Regions from separate parts of the Mus musculus genome. Here region 2 is linked to region 1. The links are chromatin loops, found by intact Hi-C in ENCODE. Cell type or tissue: left cerebral cortex. All regions are shown on one strand.

Region 1 (8,000 bases):
CCTGGTCTGGGGTACCACCATGTTGATGTTTGAGAGCTGTGCAGAACTGGCACCACCCCTAGACTGGGCATCATGGGAGATCTGGTGCCAAAGGTGTGCAAGCAGGAGAGCCATCTGCTCCTCCCCAGGTGCAGTTCTGAGGAAAGCAGGCTGCACCTAGCCTAGCACACACAGCCGAGCTGGCCCTGGTTGTAGGGGTTGAAGATGAGCCAGTCTGAGAGTGTGAGCGTGCATGGGAGAGGTAGCCCTGTACTCATCTGCTGTGTGGATACAGAGGGAAGGTGAGGGAGAGAATCATGCCACTCCTCTTGCCACTACCCACCTGCAGCAGTCAAGAAAGCTGACCACAGGGGATCTGGAGAGCAGGAGAGCTGTCCCTTCTCCTCACCTTTTGCAGCACTCAGAGTGGGACCTGCACTTGTGCAGCATAGTAGAGCTGGTCCTGATGTCAGGGGATGGAGGCAGGGTGGGGCAGGTGAGAGAGCTGTTCATGAGAGCAGGAGATCTGGTCCAAACCCTGGACTGCTGCAGCACTCCGGAGAGCAGACCCTACCTTACTTGAGCAGCTCTGCTCTGGTAGGCACAGATCCAAAGTTGCAGGACCTCCATGACCTAGGGAAACAACAAGATGTCTGAGAGGTCCCAGTGAGGGTCTGCTATTGATAGAGTAGCAGAACCTAGAGGTCTCAAACCAGATCAGTGACTTGTCCCAATGAACATTTGCAAGCAGAGAAGTGGGTGAAATGGTATACTGTGGGACACACTGATATACTACAGCTTCCACAATGATTTTTTTTCTTTTTTGGGGGGGTGGGGGTAGGGAGGTTACAAAGAGACAGGGAAATGAGTGGGATTGGGAAGCACGATGTGAAATTCACATAGAATCAATAAAAAGTTAAATAAAACAATTAGAGACTTCGGGAGAGTTTTCCTGGCCTTTTATCCACATAGTTTTATGGATGATATTGTGTGAGTCTCTCCGGAATAAATAACTTCTGGCTGTCTTATGTTAACAGCCATTGATAATCTTTGCTTAAATCCATTACCTCATTAGGTGTTGAAAAGATAAATTATTTCTTCAATTATTAGCTGCTTTGCTTCTAAAAAGAAACATTTCCCTCTCAACAGCTATTGGTCAAGTTGGGGTGTAGTTTATATAGGAAAAGTAGGATAGATTCTTGGAGGGTTTTCAAAAAAGTTAAGATCTCCAACAGTCTTCAAAAAAGTCTGTGTATCTTTTTAGATGTCTAGATACATAGCTATATATGTATATGTGTGTAATTGTAGGTATGTGCATATATAGTGTATATATGTGTTTCTACATACATATATAACATGCATGTATAACACATATTATATAGATAACCATATATATAATGTTTTAAGGTCTTCGTCATATGACAGTTTATTGGCATGGAGCCTATATATTTTATGTTCCTCAGATTTCTGTTCTGAAAATATTTTAAAGAGTTGCAGTTCTTTGCTGCAGTAAATGGCACCCCAATAAATATTATTTGCAATCATTTTCATATTTTTTTCCTAGCTCTTTCTAGGAGGTAAATACACTACCACCACACACACACAGCACACACCACTACCACTCTCACACACTCACACACACACACAACACAGACACAAAGACACACAGACAGACATACTACACACACACACACTCACACACACATAATGCACATGACTACCACTTAGACACACACACTATCTCACACATACACATACCACAGACACACAGCACACACCACTACCACTCTCACACACTCACACACACACACTCACACACACACACACATGCACACACACACACAAGCACATCAGTTCAGACTAATGTCAAACTTAGGAATTTTGATTCCTTTTATTTTACCTATTCAAGTCCACTTCTATAACCCATTTATGCCCTGCCTCAAATTCTGATTTTAGTAACTCTAGTTTAATTACTTTTTTCTTTTAGTCTACATTACATATTCTAGTCTCAAAATGATTTTGCCTCAACTGTTGTTGATATTCTTCCTATTATGTTGTTGTTTTCCAAATGAAACGTGTTATTTTAAAGTCACCTGGGACAGGTTCTTGATGGTCATTATGTCACCAGCAGTGCTCTCAATGAAGTCTTCTTTCTTTAACTTTCCTGGTTGTATATGAAAGGCTATCTGTATTGTAGTTAATTACTATGTAACACTATTTAATTACTATGTAACTTCAGAAAGTCATAGCTCCCAAAGGGGACATTAAGAACTCACTTTGTTTCTCGTCCCTAATGTAAGCATGCACACACACATGCATCAGGATCATCTTGTATCCTTAATAATAACTTCATTGTAGAGATACTAGCATAGACAAAGTCTTCTCCTTGTTATGGTCTCATAATAATACAATGTGCACGTCCTCAGATTTCTGTCCTGAGAATATTTTAAAGAGTTGCAGTGCTTTGCTTCAGTAAATGGCACCCTAATAAATATTATTTGCAATCATTTTCATAGTTTTTCCAGTATTTCATTCTGGGATAAGTCCCTAAAAGCAGCAATCATGTCATTTTTTTTTCTACTTAGAACTCCATCTCAGACTCTGATCCGAATTCTAGCTGTAATGGTTACTGACTTTGTTTTGAGTAGAGGAATCTGGGGTGGGTTGTTGAATTAATGGATTCAGAACCTGTTTCTGTGGCAGAGCTGTGAGAAGACCTGAGGCCCCAAATGGAATCACATATCACGTTTCCTTTAAAAAGCAGTAAGATAAACTCATCAAAGAAACTAGGCCCAGGTTTTCTGACGTCATCACAATGACTGCATTGAACGTGACAGGCATAAGACCATCATTATGGGCCAGTCTTAAATTAGTTGTAGATAGTGTAAGCTCTTTCTGAGCACCTGCTTGGTGTCATTTCGTCCTAGTGTGCTCTGTTCTGTTGACATTAAGACCTGCCATAGGATGTGATCGAACGTTAGTACTTTAAACTATCATTTATGAAAAAGGTGTGATTTGATTGCTTTCCATGGGAGGTGTCATGATTTCTACATATTTACTATGAGCAAAAGGACGGCATTAACTGAAACTTCAGCTTCCATCAGAGGAACCGCATCCTGGCATGAAAACTCAACCACCAGGGGGAGCAAACCAAAGTTCAGACACTGGTGAGAAACCCATGGCCATGAAGAAAGTAAATGGTGTCTCATTGCTTATGTGTGTGTGCTTGTGTGTGCTTGTGTGTGCTTGTGTGCATGTGTGCTTGTGTGCGTGTGTGAGTGTGTGTGTGTGTGTGAGTGTGTGCGTGCGTGTGTGTGTGTGTGTGTGTGTGTGTGTGTGTGTACACGCACACACTACAGGACAACCTTGGATCCCATTCCCAAGGAAGCAATGGTTTTATTTGTTGGCCCAATGCTTGTCAAGTAGGCTAGGCTGGCTGACTACTGAGTCCCAGGGATCTGCCTGTTTCCACCTCCCCAGTGCTTGGACTACAAGTGTGCACCACCATACCCAGATTTGTTGAAATGTGTGTTGTAAGGGATAACATTTATGCAAACACTTTGAACCATCTCATCTCCCCTGCCTGGAATCTCTCTCTCTCTTTTTAAAAAAATTAGACAAATGCTTAGGCATCATGACATAGTCTAACATCTTTCCACACTACATAATGTATGATATAGAACAGAAACAAATAATTTGAGTTAAAATAGAGGAAAATGTATATATAAATAACGTGTTTATTTTTAGTAGCACAGAAAATCATACAGTCAAATTTTGGTGGCAAGCGGCTTTAAAAACTGAGTTATCTCACTGGCCCTGAAGATCCATTTTTAGTACAGTATACATTTAGCACTCATCAAAGTACTACAGATAAACAGGAATCCCTAGGCCTCTGTCGTTCCTAGCTAGTAGCTGGTAGCTTCTTGCCTGAGTGCTTTCATTTCATTATAGCTGAAAATTTAGAGGCACTTTGTTATGTGACTGAGGCCACATACCAGGAACAAGGGGAGATCTCAAGTGCAGTTGGATGAGAAATTTGGAACGGAGACTATGGTAGTCAAGCAAGAGAGACTGTAACTCCCTGAAGAACACAATGTGGCAGAAAGAGAGCAGAATTCCTCAAGAACAGGAACTATGAAAATCACATTTCCCCCTAAATTATCACAATAGCGATTCTTTCCTTTACCCTAGATACATGCCCCACTTTGCAAGGTCATAAAATAAATGGCTTCAAGTTCTATACTTGAAGTCACTCTTATTTTGGGGGTGCAGGGTCTTTTCTATTACTGTAATTGCTTTGATTAAATCTTAGGGCAAGTTAGTAGGTGCCAAATAACTAGAAAACTCACTATCCTATTAGTGTCTTAAGGGAATTGTGAGGGTCATAGGTCGACATGTGTTGTAAAAAGCCCAAATAAACATTTCAGACTTTACGAGTCAAGAGACAGAAAACAGTGTGTCACAAAAGCAGTGTGTCACAAATGGACCCAGAAAACAAAAGGACTAATGGCTACAATGGCACGGTGTGCTTCTAAGTGTAACGATAATAATGCTGCCCCCCCTTCCTTTCTTCTCTCCTTGCATTCTTTCTTTCTCTTTTATTTTATCAAGACTCTGTCTCACTCATTTTATACGCCTGGCTACCTTGAAACTCACTGTGTAGATGAAGCTGCCCTGGAAGTAGTTAATCTGCCTCCTTCTCCTCCTCCTCATCTTCTTCCTCCTCCTCCTCCTCCTCCTCCTCTTCTTTCTTCTCCTTCTCCTTCTTCTTCTTCCTCCTCTTCCTCTTTTTCCTCTTCCTTTTCTCTTCTTCCTCCTCCTTCTACGCTCATTCTTCCCTCTCTTCTCTTCTTCCTCTCTCTCTCTCTCTCTCTCTCTCTCTCTCTCTCTCTCTCTCTCATTCTCAATTTATATCTACTGATAATAAAATGGAAACTTTAATTCTATGGATATAACTCTGCCTAATCTTGGTTCATTGTTAATGCCCTCAGACACTAAACTGCTTACAAATGTTCATTAGTGAAATACCTTTTTACCATGTGGTCTCTACCAAAGCATGCCAGGGCAGATTTAACCAACAGAATATCATGAATTGGTTTCCTCCAGAGGACCCCATTACAGTTTGATTTCAGTTATTTCAATGGTCTCTTTTGACTTCTTTACAAATGTATCTAATTCCATCTCTTCAGTGATGTACACAAGACATACATCACATGGGAGATTATTAGTAGTTTCATGAAGAATTAAGCATTTCCTTCTATTATGTGTCTTGAGATTTTGGCCTAGAGGACTCTAATTCTCAGGATCATGATTTTAGGAACCCAGAATGAATAGAGCAAGTAATTTACTTCTGGCCATTCTGGCTGTCCCATCCCAACACTACTACCTATCAGTGATTGGCCTAGTCAAGTGATAGTATACTCCCATTTGAAGAAAAACAATAAGAGTAAATCTTAAAATGGGGAGAACTCAATATTTATTTAATGTTTGGGAGTGTTCATGTTGTTTTAGTGACATGACATTAGTGACTCAGAGAAAATTAATTTAAGCATTATTATTATTATTCTAAGACATGAAACCCACAAAATGCTCTTTAGCTCACCAATTGTCTTTGACCCTGTTAATGAGGTTATGGGCTTTCTACCATAATTACTCCCGCATGTTGGTGCTCACAGTCTGTCACTAGAAATGAGTAGAACACCTGCCTCCAGAACAAATAGTGTTTTCAGTCGTAGATTCTTTCAATCATCTACTTCACTGTCTTCATTTTAAATGTGAAATACTGAAAAGAGATTGAGGGAGCCTCATCTGGCATTAAGGTTGGTTGGTGAGGAAGACATCATTAGAATAAATTCTTGGATCCAACCTCTAAATACGATGTTACAAAGGACAAGGTATCCAGGAAAAGGTGCTCTCCCATTAGCTATTATGCTTGTAGATTGAATAACACAGAAATTTAATGTAGCATTTGTTTTCATGGTTAATATAAGTCATGAACTACCATTTCAGCAAACACCAACATGGTCAGTCACATTTAGGTGAGTAACGTTCTCTGATCTACAATAACTATACCAATAGTAAAGAGCATTAAATTTTATGAAGTGCTTGGTTTGGGAGCAGGGTGTAGATTATAATTTCAAGAGAACAGACGGGGGCACAGTTTGGGGACCAACTTGGTTATAGAGGCGATAAGGCTATCCAAATATTTGTTCTTATCCCATCTGTCTTCCTAAGGCGACATGCTGCAAATGAGAGGGAGAAGGCCAAATTCATATGCTCACATTTTTCAAGCTTAGTTGTAACCATTGTTATCACATTGAGCCTACCATGGGTTACAGCTAATCTGACAAAATGACGACTGACACATTAGAGCAAAGGCTGCTTTCAGAGCATGAAGTTTTAAATTTAGATAGTGCTCCTACTATGTCTGGGTTGAACTTCATCATGGCATTGTAACCCACACAGAGTGGGCGGGAACGATTTTTCCTGTCAATCATTCCTCCATGCATACCTACCCTGTGTCTTGTGATGCTGAGGTTGCTCTCACTTGGGGATTTGAGTTTCAGCACTTTGATTCTAAGGTCAATTGTCTGGCATGTGACTTGCTTTGTCTATCTGTATGATGAACAGATGTTTTCCTGGAAGGCAACCATAGGATTCTGTTTCCTCCCTTGTTTCTTTGTCATGGACATGATGATGTCTAGGCCAGACAACTGGGTAAACTTGTTCTATGAATGATCAGATAATAAATATGCCTGTTTTGTGTCCTGTGGAGTTTTCTGTTACAGAAGTTTACTTCATTCTGCCACTATGGCAAAAAAGTAGTTTGAGAAAATACTAAAACAAGTAAACATAGCTGTGCTCCAAGAACACTCTGTTTCCAAATGCCATCAATAGCTAGATTTAGCCCAGAAGCCAGAGTTTACCAAGCTCTGTCATGGAGGATGAAATACAATGTAGCACTGAATTGGCTCCAGGACTTTTTCTTGAGATCTTTCTGGATCAGCTCATTTTGGCTTTAACTGATTCCCAAAATGTGGATGTGCCCTGACATCCAAAAGTTCCTGACAAGTAACTTATAAATGACACAGGAGCTGATTCATCCAAGGCCCCTCAACCCTACAGAGGCCTTGGTGAAAGCCACTGCTGTGTACCAATCTACCACTAACACAGCAGGTCATGTGCCAATACGTTTAGAGTTAGAGATAGGGCTCAAAAAGCAGTCAAACACCTTGACAATATCTTAGGCTCAATAAAGTCTCAGGACCATGACTGACATAAAGGCACAATTCTATTCACATTCCAAACTATTTCAATAATTAATGTTTGGTGGGAGTGGATGTTTGATTTTTCAAGACAGAATTTCTCTATATAGTTCCTGTCCTAGAACTCACTCTGTAAATCAGATTAGCCCCAAACTCACAGAGATCGACCTATTTCAATCTCCCAAGTGCTGGGATTAAAGATGTGTGCTACCACTTCCTGGTCTTAATACTTTTCTTATTTAGAGTTTTTAATATTTGTTGTGTGTGTATGTGTGTATGTCCATGTTTGACACTTGTGTGCATGTGTGGCAGTCACAGGAAAACCTGGAGTCTGTTTTCTCCTCTTATTACATGAGTTCCAGGGAGTGGGCTCAGGCCATCAGCCGTACTGGAAGGTGCCTAAACCTGCTGAGCCATCTCGCCAGCCCAACAGTTTTCTTAACTGCAGGTGGTTTATCTTGTTCATATACAGATGGAGATGTGTACAGTTTAAGCTTAATGATGTAGAATTTTAGGCATCTTCATACTCTGCGTTAATTTTCCTCTTAACTTTTAATCATTAAAATCATGTGGCCTTGGAATAAATATGCCAGGAATATTTTCCCAAAGTCACTATTGTCAGTCTCTTGGTGATGTTCCAGAGTCTGTATTGTCCTGTTTTGTATTTTCCTAAAGTCCAGTGAACTGGAATAATGGCTCACTCGCTCACACACACACAGTCTCAATCTCTCCATTTTTACAGCTCACACTTTATGC
Region 2 (8,000 bases), 370 kb after region 1:
TGTGACTACAGACCCTACAGACATCAGACTAGGACCATGGTGAGCTGTGACTACAGACCCTACAGACATCAGACTAGGCCCACGGTGAGCTGTGACTACAGACCCTACAGACATCAGACTAGGACCATGGTGAGCTGTGACTACAGACCCTACAGACATCAGACTAGGACCATGGTGAGCTGTGACTACAGACCCTACAGACATCAGACTAGGCCCACAGTGAGCTGTGACTACAGACCCTACAGACATCAGACTAGGCCCACGGTGAGCTGTGACTACAGACCCTACAGACATCAGACTAGGACCACGGTATGAACAACTTCACAACCACAATCCTAGCAGCTCAATGCATCTGGGTGGCAATGGAGCGGATATCTGTAAGAAAGCTTGCAGTCTCTCGGTTATTCATTCGGGGGAGTAGCAAACAAAACAGTAGCTACAGTGTGAGTTACGGGATGTTCTCAACTGACGAAGCCTGTGGATGTCCATACAGCCAGGTTGTGCTGCTAGCGAGCAGGCAGACCGCATCACACCGACCTTAGAGGGTCTATGGTGCTTTGAATGGGGACGGTCCCACGGGTTCACTGATATCAGTGATGAGCCCCTGCTGACGTACAGTTTAGGAAGGAGGAGAAGATGCAGCCTTGATAGGAGGTGTGTGCCTGGATGTGGGGTTTGAGGTTTCCCAAGCCCTTGCCAGGCCCAGACTTAAGCTCTTGCTCTGGACCTCTGTCCCCACAGCTGCCATCACACACCCAGCCAAGGCAGGTGTGGACTCCCCCTCTGAAACCGTAAGCGATTCCCAGGTAAGTACCGTGTCTTATGAATTACCGTGGCCATGGCATCCTCTCACGGCACTAGAACAGTAACTAAGAGAGTCACTCAGAATCTGCCGGGATGACAGCAACGTTACCTCCTGACTGCAGTAGTCAGATGCAGGTGACTGCATACTGTCTAAGCTTCTCACACCGTATGGACACTTAACACATTCCAATGAATGTAAGCTCAACTCAATGAGATTGATTTTTTTTTTTGTCAGAAAAAAATAAAGTATTTTTATTTGGGATTAGTCTGTGCATTATATAGAAAACTAAAACAAAAATACAGAAACCCACTGAATTTGGAAAATACTTCAGTTCCATTATATGTAGCAGCAGGATAAATACAGACTGGGAAGCAGGCTAGACGCTATAAATCATAAAGTTCACAAAGACAACGAACGTCCTTCCTGAGAGCTGCTGCTTCTGAAGAAGAAGCCGCACTGCAGTGGACGTGAGCCAAGCAGAGGTCAAACTTGGACTGCGGGCCTGCTCGAGCTCTGGGACCTTAAGAAAATCTCCATTAACTCGGGGGTGGTGAGAAGAAGATCAAGGGACATTAAAAGTATTTGTCAGCAACGGGGACATAGAACTCAGTGACAGAGCACTTGTTCAGTGGGTGCACATGCACACAAACAGAAAACTTAGTGTGGCCCCGATGGACCAGAAAGAAGGGTCCCAGGAAACTAAAAACAGACCTACTGTGCAGTCCAGCGCCATCACTTCTGGGTATACAGCCAAAGAAATCAAAGCCAGCACAGACAGAGAAACCAGCATGGTCATGTTTACTGAAAGACTGGAGTCAGACTAGATGTAAAAAAACAAAACACAGAAAGCAGTGTATATACACGCACAGTGAGGCTATTCGGCCACACCCGTCCTCTCCTATGTGGAGTCATATGCTTTTCCTATAAAATCAGAAGAGAAACTATTAATGTGGGGGAGGGAAGATCAGAGGAAGAGACAGTAATTCTTGCATATACAACACACACACACAAGGCAGAGGGAAGCCACCTGTGAGGACGGAGGAGGACCACAAGGAATAACAGGGAGGGAGGCCAACGTGAACGGAGCTCACTGGTGACGTGCGTCTGCAGCTTCACCACAAAGTCTGGCCTTTTCTACACTAGCTAAACTCTAAACTAGCAATGTAAGAAGACCAAACTGAGAATGAATCTGTTGATGTACCCCACAGCTACAGGCTCAACAGGCTAGTTAAATGGTGAAGCAGAGCCCATAAACACAGCAGAGGGCAAACTGCACAGAAAGCAAGGGCAGTGGCAGCTTCCAGCCAGTTTTCTCTGGGCACAGCAGATGGAGGCGGCCTAACACCACCTTCCCTCTGGGAACTGCTTGTGCAGAGCGTCCACGGCTGACCTTTCAGAAAGCCCATACTTTTTTCCGGACAGTGTTATAGCTGTGGTAAGAGACACCTCAGGGCAGCTCAGTTGTGGCCCCATCAAGTGCCTTGGCCTTGCGAGCATGCTGACACGGCAACACCCTCAAAGGTGTCCCACAAATGGTTGCTGCCATGTTTGGCTGCAGCTCCTTGAAGATGGCCTCAACTTTTCGTTTGTTGCCCAGACTAGCAGTCTCTTCCTTGGCTAAGAACCAGAAGGGGACCACATGTCTAGCTAACACACTGAGGGCCTTAACACAGTCACCCCAAGTCACAATGAGCCTTCTACTGTGGACTGCTGAACTCCAGCACCCCAGTGCTGTGCAAAGTACTCTATTTCTACTTAGCCTCAGATATTTAGGGATCTGGCTTTAAAGGACACAAGCAGCAACAAGTACCCACAGGGCCGGCAGCAGGGACCAGGCCGGATCATCCTCAGTGGCCTGGCTGATGCTCAGTAGAGTCCCAGGGAAGCATCCACTAGGCCCGACGGCATTCAAAAGGCACACGAGAGTATCCAAGGCTTATATCTAAAGTATAAACATCTACAGCGTGACCACAATGAATGGCCTGAACCAGGGAAGCCAGGCATCTTCATCCCAGAGTTAGGGCCCCTAGGGGACACCTCAAAATCAGCTCTCACTCCCAGCACAGTGAGGCGTGTCATCTAATAGAGAATTAATCAATTAATCGAAAGGATATGGAGCTCTCGAGAAGATGAATCAAGCGGTGGGGAAGGAAGTGATGCCAGACACTGGCGTGGCTGTGCTGAAGTCAAGTGTGCTGAGGACAGAGGCCTTCGAGGCAGGGGCCCAACATGCACAAGGACACAACGGAAGCTGAGTCCAGGAGTGAAGGGGAAGGAGACAGGAGAAGACACAGACAGAGGGCCTGGAAGTTGCACTCCATCTGGGCATCTGGGGGGGGGGGGGACGGTTGTAAAGAAGTGGGGTCATGATCAAATCAGCGCTGAGAAGGCCATTTAACAGCACAGAGGAGAGAAGACTAGAAAGGGCCAGAAGTAGGGACGGAGACCTGAGCTGAAGTAACCCACTCGGGAGGGTTTGCCCAGGACAGCAGCTGCAGCGTGGAGAGAGATGCAGCAGGCCACTCCCTGGTACAGTGGAGGTGAGAAAGAGGCCGGCGGAGCTCCAACCTGAGCGGATGCGTCTGCTCTGTGCAAAGCAACAGAGGTCAATAGAGGTCAACCTCTATCTGAAAGTAAGAAGAACGCCCCCCGGATTCTTCCTTACATTAGCAGGAACAAAAGCAGGGGCCACTTGAGAAAGCACAGACAGGTCTCAGAAAGACGCAATGCTAAACTAAATCCTCTCCAGCACACACGGAGGAAGAATCAACTAGCACAAAAGGCAATTTGCTAACAAGAGCGCCATCTACTGCTACATAGGGAGAGCGCAGCAAAAGAAAAATGCTACAAACCAACAGAAAAGTGGACAGAGGCCCAAAGTCTCCATTCACAAATCTCATCTCAGCCCTCTGGAAAGAGGATGACGGTAGCACTTGCAATACCATCCAAATGCTTGTCTTCCCTTGTTTCTCCTAAAACCGTCGACCCAGTGGGCAGCAGGTCTGAAGACACGAAGCTTACCTGCCATCATCGCTACCAGGCTGGCTTTGTAGACGTTGGTGAGAGAGCCCAGTTCGCCCGTAGCTAGGATGGTTTTGAGATGGGCCTCGCCACAGGCCTTTCGAAACTGAGTGACCTCATCGTAGAGAGCTGTGGAGGAAACCATTGCAGCTGTTACAAAGCAGGCAAGGGGTAAAGGTGGCGGCTCTTTAGAGCCAGAAGAACCCACTTCGGATTTAGGAAACATAAGACATTTGCCACTTACTAAACATCACCCCAATTTAATATCGCCTAGAGCACCCTGCTACAGTTCACATTCAGTGCCTGGTTTGACACCATAAAACTGTTCCCAAGCCCTGGGCCTGGGGTCAAGAGTCATAAAGCCTCTTAAATACCATTATGAAGACATGCAAAGTACAAATAATTTCTACTTTTTTCCACGTGATTAGGACCTGAGGGAGAAAATAAAAGCAAATCTATCTGCCATACATATAGCATCCAGTTACTATACCACGAGGAAAAGATATCCTGCGGTTCCTATTCATTCTCCTCCAGAGGTAGCAGGTTCTCTTGTTAGCGTTTAAAGCAGACCTTTCCTGGGAGACGAGCAATGCCGATGCAGGAAGAGCTCACTGGCCACCACTGTAGACAGTAAGTACATGAGAACATGAGGTGATGGGCTGGCAGGTGCACTGCAGGTATGTGAGGAAAGCTCACGCTAGTGGTGTGCACTGAGGTGGCTGTCAATCACCCAAGCTCTACTTCACCTTCCAGAGCTCCAGACAGAGCCTGCGAGCAGCCTGGTAAGTAGACTAGACAGAGTCGGGTCGACAAAGCAACCAAAGACACATGGCAAGACCAAACTGAGGGAAGCGGCTGAAGGAAAACCAAACAGTTCAAAGAAACCAAAGCAAGCGAAAACCAACTCGAAAACAAAACACAAACGAAACACACACAAAATTAAAAACATGTAAAACAAAGAAAAGAAATACCAGTAAAGAGGCAAAAATGTTAGTAAACAAAATCAATGTGTTTCAAAAGCTACTTAAGAGGCATCTGTCAAGGATAGCATGGGCTTTAGCCTTCTCCCCCTAGCCTACCGTCTATCTGATTCCCCAAACTCTGGAATCAGAAAATCTGCCACAATGACCAGGGTGGCTTGTGTGTGTCTTAGGGGAAGCTGGTTTTACACACAGGATGTCTGGTGTTTGTCACCACCAGATTGTCCCCACAGAAGGTCTGAGGTGACAGCCCTGTCTACCCCCCTTCCCCTGCCCATGTAACCTGACTCGTGGAAAAGCCATTTGACCTAAGTGCCCACTGTGACACTGGAGTGTCTTAAATCATAACCCCTTAGCAGGCAGTAACAATTTACTTTCCACTCAGGAAGGTGACTCTAGGGTGGAAGGACCTTTCTGGAAACTAAATCTAATGAGAACATTGTTCTTCTAGAAAAAGTGACAGGATGACTTGTGGTCTAAAAACCCAAGAATGCTAACCTGGTTAACCTGTGACTTGAAATTCTGTGGTAAGCAAGTAACAGTGGGCTCCCTGCTCCACAGCCTGACAGAGGTGAACAGAAGATGACTGCAGATGTGTCACTTCCTGTAGGACTCAGGCAACACTGTATTCAGTCTCAGTCCTATCCTTAGAGTACCTTATATGTACCTTATAGTTATTATGAAGATGAGGGAGAGGGGCAGGGACAGGGACAGGGAGAGAGAGAGGGAGAGGGAGAAGAGGGAGAGGGAGAGAGAGAGAGAGAGAGAGAAGAGAGTGAGTGTGTGTGTGTGTTTTGTGAAGTTTAGTATTATAGTATCTTGTTGAAATAAGTTTCCATCTTGTCTGACAAAAATCAAATCTAATTTCATAGCCTAACTCATTCCCCTTGAAGAGACAAGAAATTCTGCTGTATGGATAAAAATCTTTAAAGATATTTAACTATAGCTTTTGTCACAGTGAACTTTGATCTGAATAACAAATTCATAAACTATTGATTATGATCATGTTTATGAAAAAAACACTGCAATTCTTTTAGTGACCATTGGATTTATTTACCTGTAGTAAACAAACCAGAAAAACAAGATGTGGTTTACGACCAGCAGCTGGAGGGTGTGGGGGGGCCCTGCTGTTGAGGTTGTAGTCCACCACGTAGGGATAGCTCTCTGAGCTTAGTGCAAAACCGAGAAGTCCCTTTCTCAGCGGGACTTCCCTTCTTCTGCTTGGCCTTGGCTGGAGTGTCTCTGAGCAGGTACAAGGGGCCTTGTCCAGAGAACGACCCCGTGCAGAGCTCTCTGCACGTACTACACACAAGTCCCGCTCTAGCCTCCCACCCACACGATAATTAGGTGTTGTGTTATGGCCAATCAGCCCTTTCCACCCATACCCCTAAAAGCCTTATATACCCTGCCCTGGAAAAATGAAGTAGAGCTGTCTCACTGAAGCTAACTCCTTCTGTTACACTCACGATGTCACTTCTGCCCTCACAGGCTGGTGGCCCACGACCCCGGAGGAAAGGGAGACCCACACGAGGGTATGCTCTTTAACTCATAACCCAAACACAAGGGATGTAAAGGGGCCACCTCCGCATCCGCGCCCTTCACTCTCAATGTGCTAATTTCATGATGTCAGCAGTACTGCATGTTCCTGAGAAAGTATCTGTAGCTTGGTTTTATTCTATTATTCTGTGTACATAGTACATATGTAGCACCGTGGAGACCCTGTCCCAAAGGAATAAGACAGAGAGTGATGAACACGGTCTCTCATGGAGCCTGAAACTCACTCACTGGCTAGCCTGGCTGGCCAGTGACGCCCAGGTATCTACATGGTTCCATCCATCCATCCAGAGCTGGAAGTGCAATGGGGACCAGCAAGGCTTGCTTTACTATGTGGGTTCCAGGGCTCAAACTCACACCCTTGTGTTCAAGCCCTTACTGTCTGAGCTCTCCCTCCCTCTTTCTGCTCCAATCTGGATTCCCTGAAGAATAGAAAACACATCCTCTTTGGAAAGAGCCTAAGGAAGCAGCCCTCTGGCAGAACAATGCACTGCAGTGCTCAGAGTTTCTATCAGGCCTTCCCAGGCCCCTGTCTCTAATTAGTTACGTCACCTGACAAAGCTATTGAACATCCCAGGGCTCCATTTTTCTTCACTCCACAGCCATTGTTCAAGTTGTGAGAATAGATGTAAAAGTAATTGTTCGGATGATTATGAGGGTAATCAACTAATTATGCTTCTCTCACATCCACCTTTAATAACAGGCACGTGGAAAATGAAGATTAAACTCTGCCTTACTCTAGAAGCTAAAGTCTTAGAACTGAGGGCACTGGCTCGGAAGGACAACTCAGAAACTGCCTTGTAGCAGATCTCTGCAGAGATGGCAGACACAAGGCAGTCCCCACTACCCAGGGCCTTGAGAGCAGAGACAGGCAGGAAAACTAGAATTTCACAGCAGGTATGGGACACACCTGAAGGATGCGGAGGGACTTAGTTTGCCATGGAGAGTGACGGACACTCTACCTAGTGAGTTCTGGGAACTCCAGTAGGATTTGTTGACTGCAGTCAGCAGTATTAGGCCAGGGAGATGTCCAAAGAGCTTCAAACATGTTATATACAATGGCACTGACCATGTGAAGGTTGACCAAACAGATGGCCATACTGAAGGTCATGGGAACAAGGTTTCTTGTAACATTAAAGGACATAAATATGGGAGGGTACGTGTGTGAGGACAATACCTCAGATATGAGATCATAATAGATTTTTTTTGTGAATTAAAGGCCTCTAAGATAGATAGATAGATAGATAGATAGATAGATAGATAGATAGATAGATAGATAGATAGATAGATGGATGGATGGATGGATGGATGGATGGATGGATAGATAGGTGGATACATGGATAGATAGGTAATACATAGATAGACAGACAGACAGACACACATACACTGAGGAATAGGCAGGCAGACAGATAAGACACAGCTATAAATATGTGCTTATGAACGTTGTGACGATGAATGTGTTCACACAGTTGCTAGATCTGGCCACTGAGTATGCACAGAACATCAGCATCTGAATAGTGGTCAGTGTATCTGGTAACAGTGGTACCCAGATAAGAGGACCCAGGCTTCTTGGAAAACAGCTGTTTCCAGGCTCAAGGCTTTAAAGAAATTCGACGACGAGCCTGAATCAGCTTTTATAA

What was found. A loop is a pair of places that touch in the nucleus more often than their neighbours do. Peaks named below come from ENCODE experiments on the same cell type or tissue, not always from the same donor. Only the 100,000 strongest peaks of a DNase experiment are listed, where the experiment ranks them.
Region 2: a loop joins it to region 1, with 3 times the contacts of the local background. A loop is called at or near these places in 14 of 42 quality-filtered maps.

The regions. Positions count from the first base shown.
Region 1 is chr6:138,159,242-138,167,241 of GRCm38, reverse strand. It overlaps Gm30213 (a long non-coding RNA gene), which reads right to left and starts at 687. Exons shown (of 5, transcript XR_869528.3): 1 at 389-687. In left cerebral cortex, a CTCF peak has its summit at 3,103 (motif pointing right); a DNase peak (open chromatin) is centred at 3,113.
Region 2 is chr6:137,792,709-137,800,708 of GRCm38, reverse strand. It overlaps Dera (deoxyribose-phosphate aldolase (putative)), which reads right to left. Exons shown (of 9, transcript NM_172733.1): 6 at 3,827-3,955. Among named protein-coding and RNA genes, the nearest start is that of Dera, 42 kb to the right of the region's middle. In left cerebral cortex, a CTCF peak has its summit at 3,609 (motif pointing left); a DNase peak (open chromatin) is centred at 3,604.